Regions from separate parts of the Homo sapiens genome. Here regions 1, 2 and 4 are each linked to region 3. The links are chromatin contacts, found by Hi-C or POLR2A ChIA-PET in ENCODE. All regions are on one chromosome and are shown on one strand. The core of a region is the stretch at or near the end of the contact, and the rest is flanking DNA. Distances in the headings are between cores, read along the strand shown.

What was found. A loop is a pair of places that touch in the nucleus more often than their neighbours do. ChIA-PET counts read pairs that join two places held with the same protein, here RNA polymerase II (POLR2A). Pooled maps may share reads with other maps.
Region 1: a pooled map shows a loop between it and region 3 (2.6-fold over the local background). The contact joins the enhancer-like site here to the promoter of CAPZA2 in region 3. A Hi-C loop is called at or near these places in 2 of 168 maps with a recorded cell type or tissue (B cell and PC-9) and 6 of 50 pooled maps.
Region 2: a map with no recorded cell type shows a loop between it and region 3 (12-fold over the local background). The contact joins the enhancer-like site here to the promoter of CAPZA2 in region 3. A Hi-C loop is called at or near these places in 3 of 37 single-sample maps with no recorded cell type and 3 of 50 pooled maps.
Region 4: a map of ascending aorta shows a loop between it and region 3 (2.7-fold over the local background). The contact joins the enhancer-like site here to the promoter of CAPZA2 in region 3. A Hi-C loop is called at or near these places in 3 of 168 maps with a recorded cell type or tissue (CD4-positive, alpha-beta T cell, ascending aorta and sigmoid colon) and 4 of 50 pooled maps. POLR2A ChIA-PET finds 5 or more read pairs at or near these places in 1 of 52 experiments (GM12878).

Annotation. Positions count from the first base shown.
Region 1 is chr7:116,164,396-116,168,294 of GRCh38, forward strand. No RefSeq gene overlaps it. Among named protein-coding and RNA genes, the nearest start is that of TES, 44 kb to the right of the region's middle. RefSeq lists an enhancer at 2,747-3,261. Within about 2 kb of position 1,541, at least 2 of the 41 ENCODE cell types and tissues checked have a DNase peak (open chromatin) inside an H3K27ac peak, as active enhancers do.
Region 2 is chr7:116,314,254-116,318,685 of GRCh38, forward strand. LOC105375463 (a long non-coding RNA gene) reads left to right here. Exons shown (of 7, transcript XR_001745336.2): 4 at 2,179-2,257. Among named protein-coding and RNA genes, the nearest start is that of TES, 110 kb to the left of the region's middle. RefSeq lists enhancers at 2,886-2,965, 3,066-3,215. Within about 2 kb of position 3,163, at least 23 of the 41 ENCODE cell types and tissues checked have a DNase peak (open chromatin) inside an H3K27ac peak, as active enhancers do.
Region 3 is chr7:116,861,099-116,865,677 of GRCh38, forward strand. CAPZA2 (capping actin protein of muscle Z-line subunit alpha 2) reads left to right here and starts at 1,489. Exons shown (of 10, transcript NM_006136.3): 1 at 1,489-1,552. The coding sequence starts at 1,514. RefSeq lists enhancers at 1,107-1,156, 1,108-1,870 and a silencer at 1,237-1,976.
Region 4 is chr7:116,230,062-116,234,389 of GRCh38, forward strand. All of the region lies in intron 1 of TES (testin LIM domain protein), which reads left to right. Among named protein-coding and RNA genes, the nearest start is that of TES, 22 kb to the left of the region's middle. RefSeq lists enhancers at 555-624, 695-774. Within about 2 kb of position 1,995, at least 7 of the 41 ENCODE cell types and tissues checked have a DNase peak (open chromatin) inside an H3K27ac peak, as active enhancers do.

The sequences.
Region 1 (3,899 bases), core at 291-2,790, 700 kb before region 3:
CCTGTTTTATAGAAGAAGAAACTAAAATAAAGTTGTATGACATTTTTTTAACTCATTCAGAAAAATCTAGAAGTCAGTGGGTGACTTTCCTTGCTGTCATTCGTTATAAAAACTCCATGCTTATACACTTGTTTTTGTAAGCATTTACATCCTTTGTACATACACAAAATTTTGCTGGAAATAATTTTATTCCTCCTCCTATTACTTTTAAAATTATCAGTGGTCCAGAGTTCAAAGATTAAGAATTATAAAATAGACCATGGAAAATTTAGCAATAATTGAGCTCTCCATGTCTGGTACTTATGTAGAAGCATGTTTTAATAAACATCTGCAGAACATATGCTCAGTGGAAAACCCCTTTGACTGAGCAAGATTGAGAAATGTTTCACCCAGAATCATCACTCCCATTTCCAAATGAATGCATATAATTCCCCAGCAAGAGATTTTTAAGGCTTGATTCTTTTATGTTAAAGTAAATATGCAGGAAAATATTAAATAATTATGAATGTCTATGCAATATGATAATATTAGTAATGCTGCACCACAATTGCTGGGGGTGATAATAGGCATTTTACAAACATCACTTCTAATTCTGACAGCAATTCTGGGCAGATATTATAATAACCATTTTAAAACAGAAAATAAAGGCTTGAACAATTTAACAACCTTGCCCATAATTACACAGCTTGTAAGTGACCGACCTGGAAGGTCAGTGGAGATCTTTCAGTATTTAAAATTTGCATGGGACATGTTAAAGTAGCATTGTGTGTTGGCACTGCTGTTGAATCATAAATGTGCTCCATGGACTGTTTAAGTTAGACGGTGACCTTCTAGAAGGTGCCAGCCTTGAAATAACCACTACCTTCATTGTAAGTTCCCTTTCCATGAGTTTTCTTTTATTTTTACACCTTTGTTATTTTCTTTTTCTATTTTATTTAAGTATCAACAGGGAAAACAATCTAAGAAATGTTTACTATGTAATGAGCAATTTCACTTTTTAAGATATTAATATCAAACGAAGACCTTGGCTGATAGATTATAAGGAATAGAACGCACACTGTGAACTTAGAAATGACCCATATCCAACTTCAGTATGGTTATTTGTGACTTGTTAATTCAGTGAACCTTTTTGAGAAAAGAATGCCATTAGCCAAAATGCCATCATTAGGTTATTCATGCTAACCTCTTAATTCTATCAGTACAATTAATTATCTTACTTTTTCTGTTTTCAGTGAAATTACTATATAGAAGGTTAGTACAAGCAAGGCAATAGGGGAATTCATCTAACATAGAGAATAGAACAAATAAAGCAAACAATCTAAAAACAAAACTTTCTTCAGGAAATAGATCTATTTTCATAAAGTAAAATCTACAGTGGAGTTTACTCTTATATTTTAAAAACTATTAGGACATCAGCAATTGGTATTCTTCACTTCTCTATTCTTGTTAATGTAGTTCCTCTTTATTCTACTTGCATAATAAAAAAGTAATAACAGTCTTAGTTCTTGTTAGAAAGTCCCTAGGTGGTGGTGGCGCAGATTGGAATTAAACTGCTGACTCACTCTCATATGACTGCACTGTAAAGTCCTAGAATTCGGGGGTCTAGAAAGAAAATTTTGTATCAAATACACTACACAGTCACAAGAAAGTAGCAAATTTAGATTTGAATGTGCTGTGGTTAGATGGAATTTCCATAGGCTACAAAATACACCTGAACTTCCGATTTTAAAATCTAAGGCTCCATTGTAACATTTCAGGATTAATGACTGAACAACTTGTTACAGGCCACTTGAGGGGAAGACTGGAGGGAAAGGTGCCAATATTCCACACTGTCTTAAAAAGTTAAGGAATACTACTGGGTAAGTGGGAATGCACCAAGCTCAGTAGCATTACTACGCATTTGCCTAACTGCAGTAAGAGGAAACAGTGGGTGAAGGAAGTCCAGGCTCTATGAAGGCATGGCATAAATCCATTTCACTAAGCTGTTGGCCATCGCTGATGCTATCCTTGTGAACAAGATGATCAAATTTCAGATGATTCAGGCTTGAAGATTGATGTTGCTTTGAGGAACAGGCATTGGTTAAATACCAATGGACTCCAACAAGTCAACCTTGTAATCAGCTCTCAGGAGGAAAATATAAAACCTGCTGTTCTGATTCTTGCCCATTTGCCCTACCCCACTGCTCCTACCCACCATGCCATTCTCTACCCTGCTTCGCCCTGCTCTGTGCCCAGGAACAAAGGCTGATTTACTATGGAGCTAATGAAGCTTCAGCTCAGGACTCCATAGATGTTACCTCTTCCAAACTTTGTGCCTAATGTAATTTGGAACTATTTTTCTTATAGATGGCCTGCTCCTCACTGTATAAGCCTCATCTCTACCTAATTTGGAGTCAGCCCTGTCCAGGAGGCTGAATCCTATAGACTATCAACTGATACGATAAGCAAAAACAATGGCCCCTCTAAAGACATTCACATCCTAATCCCTGGAACTTGTGAACATGTTACCTTATGTGGCAGAAGAAGTCGGTGATGCTATGTGAAGACTCAATCTTCCATTGCTGGCTTTGAAAATGGAGGAGCTGGCCACGAGCTAAGGAATATGGAGGGAATTTTGAAACTGGAAAACGCAAGGAAATGGATTCTCCTCTAGAGCCCCCAGAAAGGAATACAGCCCTGCCGACACTTTTATTTGAGCCCAGTGAGACCTTTGTAGGACTTCTGACCTACAGAACTGTTAGATAAAAAATTTATATTATTTAAGCCACCAAGCTTGTGGTCATTTGTTACAGCAGTAATAGGGAACTGCAGCTGGCTTCTGGTTGAATTTGGCTAATGGGAATCATCTGAAGAAGATCAGATGCTGAGAGGAAGAAGTGGTTGGAGTACTCCTTTACTATTCTCCACTTGCTCTGCGCTGAGTGTCCTGGTGAGGGCGACATCTCTCCCCAGCTAGAATGTCTCCTCCACTGCTCTGGCTCTCAATGGGATGCTGAGGCACCATTTCCTGTTTGCCCCTTCAAGCCTAGGGCTGGTAAGGACTTCCTGTTCTTATCTGTCTTCTTACTCTACCCACAATTTCATAAGTAGTTCGTGAAGTAGCTCAAATAGTGTTCCCCAAAATTCACGTTCACCCAGAACCTCAGAAGGTGACCATATTTGGAAATAGGGTCTGTGAAGGTATAATTAACTAAGGATCTTGAGATGAAATCATCGGATATTTAGGGTGACCCCTAAATCCAATGACTGGTGTCTTTGTGAGAAGAGGAAAAAACACAGAGAGACACACCAAGAAAGCCATGTGAAGATGGAGGCAGATTAGGGTGATGCCTCTTCAAGCCAGTGAATGCCCAGGATTGTGAGCAAACACCAGATACTAAGAGAGACGCATGGGCTTTCCCTCAGAGCCTCTAGAAGAAACCAATTCTGTCAACACCTTAAGTTTGGACTTCTAGCCTCCTTAACTGTGAGAAAATAAATTTCTTTTGTTTTAAGCCACTGGGTTTGCGGTAATTTATTATGGCATCTCTGGGGAATTAATGCAACACCTTTGTTAAAGTCTCTTGAAGCATTCAAGTAGGCTTCCATTTTCCACTCTGGCTGGCAGAATTCTATTTTTATTACCCTTTAAAATGGCACAAAAATAGGAGGAATAGTTATCTTCTGGATTATGGGGTCAAAATTAAAAATAATCTTAAAAATCTAGCATAAAGGGCTGTACCTGGAAAATGTGAAAAATAACAGCTTTGTACTTCAGTTCAAAAAAATCAGTTGCCATTATTGCCCATGGAACCTTAGACAAATCACTTAGTATTCCTGACTCTAAGTTATATCATGTTTAGAATGGAGATGATAAAACCTGTTCCCCTTACATTCTTTTAAGAGCAAGAAGAAATAAC
Region 2 (4,432 bases), core at 1,913-4,412, 550 kb before region 3:
GATTGTTTTGACTGTAGAGTTGAAGTTCTTAAACCCTGGGCCAGCCAGTCAGAATCTGAGAGGAGACAAGTAAGGTTGGTGAGGGGAATGGGAATTGAAAGGGATGAGGAAAGCCTTCTGAAGGAGAAGCCATTTCAATGGAGTTTTGAATGAGCAGGAGTTGGCCAGGTGTATTTTATCCGGGGGGCTGGTAGTGGAGGAGAAGACATGTTTGCCAGATAAAGCAGCTGTGGAAGGGACTGAATTTCAGTCACTTGTTATTTAGCTAAAGACATGGTCATTCTAAAGTCCCTACCGAGTTCTTGCACACTGATACCAGGGTTTTCAATGAGTAGTGCTCAGTTTATAAGAGTTAAGAAGTCACCATTTTTTTTTCTTAGTCCAAATGAAAATAGTGCTTCATCTGAGATCTGCGTATGAATGGCTCTGCCTGTCTTTGGTCAACCCATTTTCCACTCCCTTTACTTGTCCCTTCTTTCCCTCCGGCCTCTAACTCTCTTAGTCCTTCCTTCTTTTCTCTGAAATGAAGCTCTCTCCTACCCATAGAGAACACTTCCTCCTCTGGTTCACCAGGAAGTTTTTTTGGGCACAGCTTCATGGCCTCTCACAGTGATGGATCCTTATTTAAAGCCTGAAATCGATTTCCCCATGGCATCACAATATCTATGGCCATGCTTCCCTCTCAAACATGTGCATTTACTTTTTTTTGGAAGGAGAGAGGAGCAAAATTCATAATTCTTTTCTTCTTTCAGGCCTTTTAATAGTTCCAGTTCTTCTCTGGTCAATCAATCCCCATTTAGTGGAGGCTTAAGCTCCCTCCAGCCTGATTCTCTTTTATACGGCTGCCTTTCTGATGTCGTATATCGGTACAAACAAATAAACATAAAGAGGTTTGGTTTTTCTTTTTTCAGTTTGTTTCTTCTCAGGAAAATAAATTCTATTTAATTTTTCTGACTCCAATATACTCTTGCATGTCATAGAATCTTGTTTTATAATCAGCTATTGGAACTTTAGTAGGTCTACAAACAACCATTTCCTTTCCTAACTAAAATCAGAACCAATTGAAAAAGAGAAGAGGAGTCAGACCACTGCCTCACAGACAGTGGATTTTAAAATGTGGCTTTAGATCTGCAGTCGTCACTGGCCTCCAACACGTAACTCCTGAAAGAGACTGTCAGAGCAGTGATGCCAACGCAGACCCGGGGAATGACAGGACTTCCCCAGACAGTCCCCACCGGGCAGAGTCTGCCCGGTGAGCTCATTCCCTCTAAGGAGGAGTGAATCAGGACAGCTAGAGCTGGGACTGACATGTTGAAGCAAGTTTCTGCACACAGAAATAGGAGGCCAGGGTAAAGGAAAATCCTCCATGTTGAGATGTGGAAAGAAACCTGATTTTTGTTTGTCTCCCTTTATAACATTAATTCCCATTCCTTTCAGATTAGACTTTCATGTGTTATTTGTCGTTTACATAATGCTTTTGAATACAATTATTTAAACCTTTTTCTGTCTGTCTCACATTTCTCGGATGAGATATTCTCACTTTCCTCTTAAGGGTATTTTATTGTTCTTGTGTAACTACTGTCAAAAAATAAAAATTTCAACAAATTTAGTTTAATGATCTAAACTATTAGTGATTCATTAATCAGACGGTATCCCATCTATGAAACAGAAAAGCACGCTAGTAAGCTGAGGAGAGGCAGTGGGCTTTATAGGCAGAAAAGCCTGAAGAAAGCAGAAACAGGAACAGAAAGCCGATTGGTTGTTTCAAAGTTACTTTCTTTAAAAGGATAAAGCAGAGCCAGGGGACTTTCTTATTATGTCAGCTCAGGTTGACTGGGCCCCTTTTAATTGATTGCTGTGAATCTGTTTTTTGTTGTTGTTGTTTTGTGTTTTTTTGGGGGTTTTTTTGTTTGTTTTCTAACTGGCTGATTTTAAAGTCCAGTTTGGGGACCTAGCACTAGTGATTCCATTCTGGTTTGGTCTGTTCTTCTGGGCCTAGTGCAAGAGCTTAGTCCAAAACAATAGCCTCCCATAAATTTAACACTACTCTCAGTAAAAATAACCATTGGTATTTTTATAGCATGGCTTTTAATAATGCCTATATTCTCATATTTGCAAAGTGCATTTTCCTGAGCTGATTTTATCAGTGGCTTTACTTCCAAAATAATTTCCTTTTAGGACAATATCAGAACGGCACATACAAGTGTCCCCAAGTCATATTTGGAATAAGATCACTTGGGAACACAAGTCAAAGAAGGTATGTAACCAACTCACCTCATCTAATGGAACAGGTTTCCCTGGGCAAGCATAAGATTATTGTACATTGTTCAAAGATTTCAAGACAGATAGCGTAGATTTCAAGAATGCCAAACATAAGGCAGAGAGGAGTCTACTGGGATATTTTCCCGAATTGTGGCTTGTATCTCTCTCTGGTCTATTAGAAGACCTCCTGCATACCCCTAACAAGAGAAAAAATGACAGATGAAAGAAAGAGAGAGAGAGAGACTTTCTTGTAATTAATCTAATAGGCATTTTTAAAATTGAACACTTGGACTTCCTCCAACTGGCATCTTTAAAACACCCATTGATTAACAGGCAAATGGGATGAGTGAATTCATTATAAGAAGTGAATCCTTTGCGTCCACCAGATTCTTCTGCCTTCATTGTCATCAAAGTTCTTGGGCTCACTCACTGGCTATCATCCCTCTCACTCATCTCTAAAATGGTTTCAACATCCCCTCTGTGCGGTCCAGTTTCTCACCTAATTTGCATTAGGCTGATTCATTCATTCCTCAGCAGGGTTACTTGATGTGCTTTCTTCCCAGTGGCATCCATGTGTAAAGCTGTCTCTCACTGGCTCTTATCACAGTCAGATTCAAAATGCTCATTTCAGAAAGACTGCAAGTCTTAATAGAAGGTATAGAATTTAACAACATGAACACAGTGAAAGTTTAAGAATGGTTTCTGGAATACCTGAAATCTATTCTGCTTATATTAAAATGGCTTTCGGCAGAGGGTGAAAAACCCTGCCGGCAATCAGAGCATTCTGTGACATTCAAGTCTGCCCAGAGTCAGCAGCCAAGCAGCGTGCTCTCTGATCTACAGATTTGCATTGTTCACTAACCTTCCTGTGCCAAAAACACTCAGTTGCTCCCTTTCACCAGCCTCTAAGGTCACAAGACAGACAGTTCTTTCTTGATTACTCAAACAAATACACGTCTGATTCAGAGCGGGGAAAAAAGAGTTGCCAACAGTCAAGGCTTAGAAAGGCCAGGGCTGCTTGCACTTAGAAGCCAGCCTGATGAATCACCACATCCATGACTAATTGTGGGGTTCAAGTGTGCCCAGTTATAGAGCCTGTTTTTTAGAAAGGAAAATGCTAAAGAAGACACATAGAAATGTGGAAGAAAACTAGACACTTTTGTGTGACTACACAGATGGCCCGTGGTCATTAACAGGCTTGATACATACCTTTCTCTATATATATATAGTTTTTTTTTTTTTTTTTGACAGAGTTTCACTCTTATTGCCCAGGCTAGAGTGCAATGGTGCAATCTCAGCTCACCAAAACCTCCGCCTCCCGGGTTCAAGCAATTCTCCTGCCTCAGCCTCCTGAGTAGCTGAGATTACAGGCATGCGCCACCATGCCTGACTAATTTTGTATTTTTAGTAGAGATGGGGTTTCTTCATGTTGGTCAGGCTGGTCTTGAACTCCCAACCTCAGGTGATCCGCCAGCCTCGGCCTCCCAAAGTGCTGGGATTAGAGGTATAAGCCACTGCACCCAGCCCTCTCTCTATGTTCTTTCAATTAAGCCCCAGAAAATGTGGAAATGCCATTGCCCTCAACCTGGCTTTCCTCACAAGAGTAAACTTCATGGGCTTAAAAAAAATTCCAAACATTTTTTAAATCTCATAAGGTTAAGAAAGGGCAGTCGACTTCAATAAATTATGATGCTGATGATTTTTGTTTTAAAAAACTGGCAAAAACAGACTTTTACATATATATGACTATCATATATGACTTTTACATATACGTATATAGGTGAATTACTTATATACATATAAGTACATAAAGTATACAGTTACATGTATGTTAAAGTATGTATATACATATCTAATGTAAATATACATATATATGCACATATGAACCTATATCTTCATTGCATGCTTATGTAATAGATGCAGTGTGTAATATGTGTAAATCCATGTTTTATTTGTATAGATACCAAGGACATGATAATAAAAATGACATAGTTCTTGTCCTCAATTGTATAGTCTGTTGGGAAAGAAAACACACAAATAGAAAAAATTTTCATATAGAGAATTTTTAATATTCTCTATATGCTGCTATAAAATCAATAGTAGTCATGCACAGGGTGTTGTTGGCATAAGGGAGGAAACCTTGAAAAAGGGGTACATGTTAGGGAAAGCT
Region 3 (4,579 bases), core at 239-2,738:
ATCCATGTCTAACATAGCTTTGTATTCCCCTGGAATAGTACAGTGCCTTCCCCAACTGTTTTTGTTTTTTTTTGTTTTGCTTTTTGAGACAGAGTCTTGCTCTGTCACCCAGGCTGGAGTACAGTGGCGCGACCTCGGCTGACTGCAACCTCCGTCTCCCGGGTTGCAGGGACAGGGACAACCTCCGCCTCTCGGGTTGCAATGACTTCTGCAACTCTCCTGCCTCAGCCTCCCGAGTAGCTGGTATTACAGGTATGCGCCACCACGCCCCGGATAATTTTTGTATTTTTAGTAGAGACGGGGTTTCTTCATGTTGGCCAATCTGGTCACGAACTCCTGACCTCAGATGATCTGCCCACGGAGGCCTCCCAAATTGCTGGGATTACAGGCCTGAGCTACCGCGCCCGGCCCCAACTGTTCAATATATGTTTGTTTAATGAGTAGAAAATGAGCTTCTTGAGTATGGAAGTTTCTCTTTTTATTTCAACAGTTTTGGAATACAGGTGGATTTTTGGTAACATGGATAAGTCCTTTAGCGGTAACTTCTGAGATTTTAGTGCACCCATCACCTGAGCAGTGTACCCTGTACCCAATACGTAGTAATTTATCCCCTCCCCAGTCCCCAAAGTCCATTTTATCATTCTTATGCCTTTGAACCCACATAGCTTAGCTCCCACTTATAAGTGAGAACATAAAATATTTGGTTTCCCATTCCTGAGTTACTTCACTTAGAATAATGGCCTCCAGCTCCTTCCAAGTTGCTGCAAAAGGCATTATTTCGTTCCTTTTTATGGCTGAGTAGTATTCCATGGTGTATATACCCACATTTGCTCTATCCACTCATTGGTTGATGGACACTTAGGTTGGTTCCATCTCTTTGCAATTGCGAATTGTGCTGCTATGAACATGTATGTCTAGCTTGCTTTTTTCCCCCTCAACACTGTATCCCCAGAGACTAACACAGTGCCCCGCACCCCGTTAAAGAACCAAAAAATATTTGTTGGATGAATAAAGGAGTATATCAAGAGCAATCTTTCAATTATGGAGAGGGTCGTGATGTGTATTTTAATGAAAGCCAACTATCTTCTCTAATATTTGAAAAAACAATGTTTAAAAGGCTTCTATTTGTACACCTTTTCACATTTTAGCTGGCAGAGTTCAGGACTTGATGGAAACATAACGAAGGGCTCAGAATGTACTCATCGCAGACTGAGCCCATATGGTCACAGTGGGGAGAGCACGCTGCACTCAAGATGCTAGCAAGCCTGCAGCAGGCGGCCCAGCGAGACACGGTCCCCCGCCCGGCCACCAGGCGCCCGCGCACGCGCACAGCCGCGCTCAGTCCGCGAGGGCCGGGTCGAGGGAGGCGGGGCTCCCGGGGTGCGCGTGCGCGGCGGCCTGAGCGGCGGGCCCCTCCCTTAGCGGGGGCGCGCGGCGCTGAGGACCGCACGGAAACGGGGAAGTCAGGTGGCCGCTGCCGCCGCCGCCGCCGCGGTTTGTCGCCAGAAGGAAGATGGCGGATCTGGAGGAGCAGTTGTCTGATGAAGAGAAGGTAAGAGTCGCGGGGGCGACGGCGCGGGCTGTCAGGAGCCGGCTCAGCCCGGGCGGGTGGGCCCGGAGTCTGGTCGCGGGGGAAGGGCATTGGCCCGCAGCTGGCCTTGCCCTCGGCTGCCCTTCCTCCCCCATCCTTACTGCGCCCAGTGCCTGCCCCTGTCCGTCACCCGAGGCCCCGCGCGGGGGCAGGTCTCTGCCAGGCCTGCTCGCTCCGCTCCTTGTAGGGTGTGTACTCCGAAAATAGGAAGCGGGAGCCGGGCGACGGCGGGCGGGGGCGCGGGCGCGGGGGAGGGCGGCGGCTGCCCAGGACCCTCTCCTGCTGTCGGGCCGCGGGGCCTCCGCCGGGGCCGGGGACCGGGGACCAGGGACGCAAAGGGGTTTGCGTCCGTGCGTGGGAGCGGCCCAAGGGCAGTGCCCAGCGCGGCGGCCTGGCCTGTGAGTGTAGCGGCGGGTGAGGGGAAGGGAAAAATCGCTTAGGAAGCAGACCTTCACTTCTCCCTTCTACTTCCCCCTCCTCAAAGCAAAATGCTTCCTTTTCTGATCCTCTACGGTTTATCCTTTTTTTTCCCTTTCCCCATGGAGGCATCTCTCCCTCCTTCTCTCTTTCCTTTCGTGGCTCTAGCAGTAAGCTTGCAGCTCCCATGTTCCCCAGGAGGCAGCGGAGTTGCTCACAAAAAGACGACCCCCTCCCCATAGTTGTTTTCTGCCCACGTTGGCAGCAGCCCCCCCCCGGGGGTCGATTTGGTGGCACCTCACTTTCCTGCTAGGACTTCTTCCGAAGAGGGGAAAATGTGCAACTCCTTTTACTGTATATTAGATGCTGTGACAGCAATGGAACCAGATGAACGACTTAAGTTCTCAGATATTTAAAACGAGTAATGGAATAATTCATTGAACTGCTGCTCTCTTAATTCGCCCCTTTCGTTTGGCTTTTGGGAACGTCCCATTCCCGAGGGTGGTGGGGTAGGGGAGAACCCTGCTAATTTTGACTGTTTCTCGGAAAGGACCCTTAGAAGTAACTGACAGAACATAGGAATGAGTTAGTTGCAGGGTTGGAAATGTCCACTCTTCGTTAAAGAGTGCTTCATTTTTAAATTTCAAAGCCAGTGCAGGAAAATACAGGTACATTTAGGTATGTTGTGGTGTTTAAGAAATCTTCATGTAAGTCTGAGGATATTTTCATTTAGGACCCTCTGCTCTAGATGTTTTTATATGCTGTGTTCTTGCACCGAAATAGAAGGTTCTGTCCCATTCCCAATGTGAATGGTCAGAAGTCAGCCTCATCTTTATTTTCGGAAATCTTTTTTTCTCTTGTGTTCTTCGGTGAAAGTGATAATACAACAACAAAATGGGGGCGAGCAACGTCTCCATAGCCCACAGACCCAGTAGGCAGATCCCCGTATCCACAAAAGTTGCTGTACAGTATTCAATGTATAATCTTGATAAATAATCCTATTTTATTTAGGTGACTGAAAGTGTACAGGAGTGCACAAACATATTTAAAATTGAGGCGTGCTAAAAAGCTTAAAAAGAGATTGTCGTGTTTTTATTCTACCATTCTTAAGTGATGATTAGTAGCTCAAGTGGCTAGAAATCTAGCTGAAGAGAGACTACTCGGTGTGGGAGTTAATATAGACCTGCCATGTGTTGTAAAGGCCTAAAATAAAAAAGTTTTTTAAAAATGAGATAACAAGATGCCTTATTATCTGGCACTCTCAGGGCACTAAGCTTCATAAAGAGGAATGAGGAGGTTGTGTGTCTTAAAGCCTGTGCCGCCTAGTAGCAAAATGTTTTATGGTTAAATGAATGAAAATTCTAATTTGATTTTTGATGTTTTGTAAGAATATTATGTAGATATTTTACATATAAATTTTATCACTATATTTACTAATTTAAAAACTGACAAAACCTTTAGGTTAAATTCAAGTAACCAGTAAAGTGAAATTTTAACGTTCTTGTCACTTGAGATATCTAAAGGTTATTTTCATTTTGGGGGAGGAGGATGTGTCCAGTATGGGATCAGAAAACAGAGAGGACTTAAAAGTGATATTTTAATATTACTCGTTCTACTGCCTTATTGGTAATTTTCAAAAATAAGCTCTTAAGCTGGGCACGGTGGTTTGCACCTGTAATGCCAACTACTCTGGATGCCAAGGTGTGGAGGATCGCTTGAGCCCAGGAGTTGTAGACCAGCCTGGTAACATAGCGAGACCTCATCTCTAAAAAAAAATATTAAGTTTTGAATACTTTTAAGTTTTTGAAATTTCCATTCTAGATTGCAAATTTAAGGAAGAGAAGCTGTTAAGATGTGTCTAGTACCATACTTTATATATGCTTGGCTCAGTTAGATACATTCATTACTTAATTTGTTGTTGTAAGAGGTAGTTCTATTACCATTTCACAGATGAGTAGAGTGAGGTTCAAAAGCTTTAAGTAGTTCACCCAAGGACGGTCAAGATGAAGGTAGTATTTAAAGTTTGTCTTAGTCCAACGTTGATGTTCTTGTGACATTATGCGCTCTCTTCTTTTTTTTTTTTTTTTTTTTTTTTTTGATACAGAGTCCCACTCTGTCACGCAGGCTGGAGTGCAGTGGTGCAATCTTGGCTCACTGCAACCTCTGCCTCCGGGGCTGAAGCGATTCTTCTGCCTCAGCCTCCCGAGTAGCTGGGATAACTGGCACATGCCACCATGCCCAGCTAATTTTTGTATTTTTAGTAGAGACGGGGTTTCGCTATGTTGCCCAGGCTGGTCTTGAACTCCTGACCTCAGGTGATCCACCCCCCTCGGCCTCCCAAAGTGCTGGGATTACAGGCGTGAGCCACCATGCCCAGCAGACATTATGCTTTCTTAAACAAAATTGATAAGAACCTCTTCTGGTTTTGTCTCTTCATTTTTAATTTGTTGACAGCTTATTTTGAAAAAGGAGAAACGTTGATTCTTCCTTAGACAGGGTCTCACTCTGTCCACCCAGGCTGGAGTGCAGTGGTGATCATGGCTCACTGCAGCCTCAACTTCCTGGGCTCAA
Region 4 (4,328 bases), core at 745-3,244, 630 kb before region 3:
TTATTGCCAGTCTGAAACTCTAATTTCTCTAGCTGCTAAAAGTGATTTTGAAAACTTGGTGTCATTTTTGTTTGTGTTTGGTGTGTGTGTTTGTTTTTAATTAGGACTGCTTCCATTGGGTTATAGTAGGAGAAAGTGTATCATATTGCCGTGACCCATTCCACTCTCTTTCACTTACTTGCTCTCTGTCTGTGATGTTTAAAAGTTCCCTCACACTTAGGTCTGAGCATGTGGGGAAAATGAAAGTGTTTGTGTTTGGAAAGGTAGAGGGGCACTTTTTCCAGGCAGTCACAAATCTAACTGGAAAGAGTCCATAAAGAGATTAAGTTGGCCTTCCAGGCAGGTCCCAAGGGCAAAAGAACCCTGGAACAATACTTTCTGGGTTTTCCAGAGCGGCCTACAGAGCCAATTTCTCAAGTTACTGCTTTTCCCAAGGCCTGGTCTCCTGGTCCCTGTGAGGGCTTCCTGAGCTTCTGCTAGCAGAGCTTGAGAGGTGCTCTTGCTCCTCACCCTCCCCTGTTGCCCTGTGGCTTTCCTCTTTACCAGTCTCTCCTGTCTCTGAGGATGTCATCCTCTGTTAAGCTGGTAGCCTAAGACATGGCATTGAATGCTTCAAGAGGTTTAGTTTCTTCCTTGGGAAAATGAAAAGGAAAACAAAACAAAGTACTCCGCCTGCTACAAGGCCAGCCCTGTCACTCTGAAAGTGCTTTACAATTTTTTGGCTCTTCCTTTGCCCTCTTCTGCCACAGGCCTTGTGTATGGTGTTTCCTCTGCCCTGAATGCACTTCTCTGAGCCAAATTAGATACTGCTCAGCCTTTCCATTGTAATTCATGCACCTCTCCTTCAGCGAAGCTTCCCCAGCCTTCCTTATTTATCTTGTCTTCCTTTTTAAAGCTCTCAGAAAGTCATCTACACTTAGAGATGGTGCAAGAGTGTTTCTGGAAAAGAAAGTTCTTTTCTTTGGGGCAGAAATTAGCTAGTGACTCTTTGGAAGACAAGAGCTCCCATTTGACACGCTAGTCCTCTGCCCCAAAAGAACAGTAGAGCAGGAGCCAGATGCTGAGTTTTAGGTCTGGTTTGCTATTGAGTAGCTGTGCAACCAGGAGCAAATTATCCCTCCTCTCTGGATTCTATTTTCCTGATCTCTTACATGAGGGAGATGCCTAGTCCTGTCCAGAATAAGAATATGTGGGAGACTTTAAAAGAGCAGCAGTTCATGAAATACCACCAGCTCTAGTAATTCTAATAAATAAAATGATAGCTATTTTAAGAATATATTGATGAAAAGTGTCAAACTCTGTAAAAGTATTTGAAGATCTTATTCTGAGCCAAATATGAGTGATCAATGGCCTATGACACAGCCCTGAGGAGACTCTGAGAACATGTGCCCAAGGTGGTCAGGCTACAACTTGGTTTTATACATATTACAGACATCCGTCAATACATGAAAGATGTACATTGCTTCAGTCTGGAAAGACAGGACCACTGGAGGTGGGGGGCGGTCCTTCCAGGTCATGGGCAGATTCACAGATTTTCTGATTGGTGATTAGTTGAAAGCCTTATTATCTAAAGACCTGAAATCCAAAAAAAGGAATGTCTGGGTTATGATAAGGGGGCTTGTAAGGACCAAGGTTTTATCATGTAGATGAAGCCTCCTGGTAGCAGGTGTCAGAGAGAATAGATTGTCAATGTTTCTTATCAGAGTCTGTTCTGTCAGTCTTAGGTCTCTGTGTTTCTGCTAATGCTGGTCAGCTGTGAAGCAGCGCCCACCCACCCCCAGCTCCCCATTTCCTATCATGGCCTGAACTAGTTTTTCAGGCTCACTTTGGAATGACCTTGGCCAAGAGGTGGGGTCCATTCAGATGCTTCATGGGTTTATAATTTTATTTTTGATTTACAAAGATAAAAAGTTGGTAGGAGAAAACAACTTGCCCCTTTGCAAAGTTGACTTTGTAAGTCAGTAGCGAGCTACTCCAAAGCCTTAGTGTAAAAACTGCTGACTCATGGAGGTTCTAGTTACATTTGCTGAACTTTCAAGTTGGATTCAGAAATAGTGAATGAGATGGTATTGTTCCAGGATGTTTGCAGTCTTTTATAAGCCCAGTGTTGTTCAGACCAGGCAATTCCAATCTGAAGGCATGCAAGAATTTAAGTGGCCATTTAATTTAGAGGCAGAAGCATATTTCTAGATATTATCTGTCCACAAATATCAGGATTTTATACACACATGTAAGTTTGTATGTGTATGTGCAAGTTCTTTGTCATGAGGTAAAATTTATTCCATGTTGTGAATTATATAAAAGAGAGTTTAAAAGCCTCTGATTTAAGCTAAGCTATGTGATTAAGCCTTAATAATGTAATCAAAATTTTCATTTGGGATTAGAGTTTATTTAGCAGGAGATGCATGAACATAGTATGAATCATATCCATACTCCAGGCACATTCAGAACTAACTCTTCTGTAATGGAAAATTAGAAAGGGCCTGAAAAAGAAAACTTTTTTGGATTTGCTTTTCATTTTACTATGGATATTGTAATGGAGAAAACATGTAACTATGCTTATTACACAAGACCAGAAAAGTTTCCCTCTGTCTTTTGTTTAACCTACATTATTTCCATACTGTGTGAACTGTGATCATCAGTGACAAGGAAACAATTTAATTGCTTTAAAAAAAAGCTTAGTGTTGACACTAAATATACAATTTAAAGACTTTCATTTCTTTTGAAAATTGGTAATATGGACATGGCAAAGATGATAAAGCTTAGCTAATGCTGGACAGTTGTTTATTCTTTAGAGAGTATACTTTATATGGTCTAACTTAAAAGTATTGTGGGTTTTCCTAAGCAACTGTGTGGACCAGTTGGGTTTGAATATGGCCTTAATTATGGAAAAAGGATGTGGTCATTTTCTTTAGGACAAAAGGAAAGGCTTCACTTAAACTTCAGGACATGTCAGACTGATCTTTCAAGGAACCAGTTACAATGTGGTTTTGATTGCATAGTGACAAACACAGCTTGGTAAAGTTACAAAAGAGGGCCATTGAAAAATACCTATTACTTGTCCAGCTTGAACTGCTACTCTAGGCACTAACCAGTAACTAATTCCTCATGGTCACTGATGTGATATTTAAAACACAGAGTAATCTGATTACTGGTGGTTTGCCACTGTACTGATGTAAGGCTGGCTACTCTTTTTTTTCCAATATCAGTCGTTGGGTAAAAGAGCTTAATTACAACCTTGTGTCCTTCTGCCATCTGCACCCCACTCCTTCCACTTATTAGGCCATGTCTCAGCAAGTTCTCAAAGACTATTGTTTAATATGGTAAAGAAGAAAAGGGTTTGCTATAGCAAGGGTGATAATACAGCTCTCCACTCCTTGCCTCCCTACAACTTCAGGCAGAAGAGCACAGGCCTTGGAGTCAGAAAGACTTGAACTCAAATCTCTACCATTTATTAACATTTTGATCTTAAGCAAGTTTCATAGTCTCTGAGTTTCAGCAAAAACATTTCAAAAATGGCAAATCATATTGCCTACTTTGTAAGCATTTTATATAGTTCTGTAAGATTTTAATGAGATATAAGTAAAGTACTTACCTCTATTCCTTGTGTCTTAGTCTATTCCTGCTGCCATAACAAAATACCTTAGACTGGGTAATTTATAAATAATAGAAATTTATTTGTCAAGTTCTGGAGGCTGGGAAGTTCAAAATCAAGGCACTGGCAGACTCAGTGTCTAGTGTGGGCTTGCTTTCTGCTTCCAAGATGGCACCTTGTTGCTGCATCTTCACATGGAGGAAGGTTCAGAAGAGATGGAAGAGAGGAACTCACTCCCTCAGGGGCTAATCCCATCAATGAGGGTGGAGCCCTCATTGCTAACTGCCTAATCATTTCATAAAGGCCCAGCTTCTTAATATTGGTACATTGGGGATTAAGTTGCAACATGAATTTTGGAGGAGCACGGACATTAAAGCCATAGCACTGGCATTCAATAAGTGTATATTGTAGCTATTATAATAATATTTATCATAATAAAAATAATATTTCAGTTGTAATTCCTAAAATCTTTAATTCCTTGTTTGATGTAAAATATGTTATTCAGGATGAGACTTGCTTTTTAAGGTATAGTTTTCTGAGTGTTGTACCTATTGTGCTATGGGGCTGTACTATGGGGCAAGTAGTGGCCAAAGACATAAATTCATGAGTTTTTGTTATTTGCAATATTTGTAGTTTTCTATACAGTTATATTCTGATGCTTTTCTTTTCATGATAAAAAGCAATCAGAATATAAAATATGTTATGTATGTACTTGGAACTGCCATGTACATAC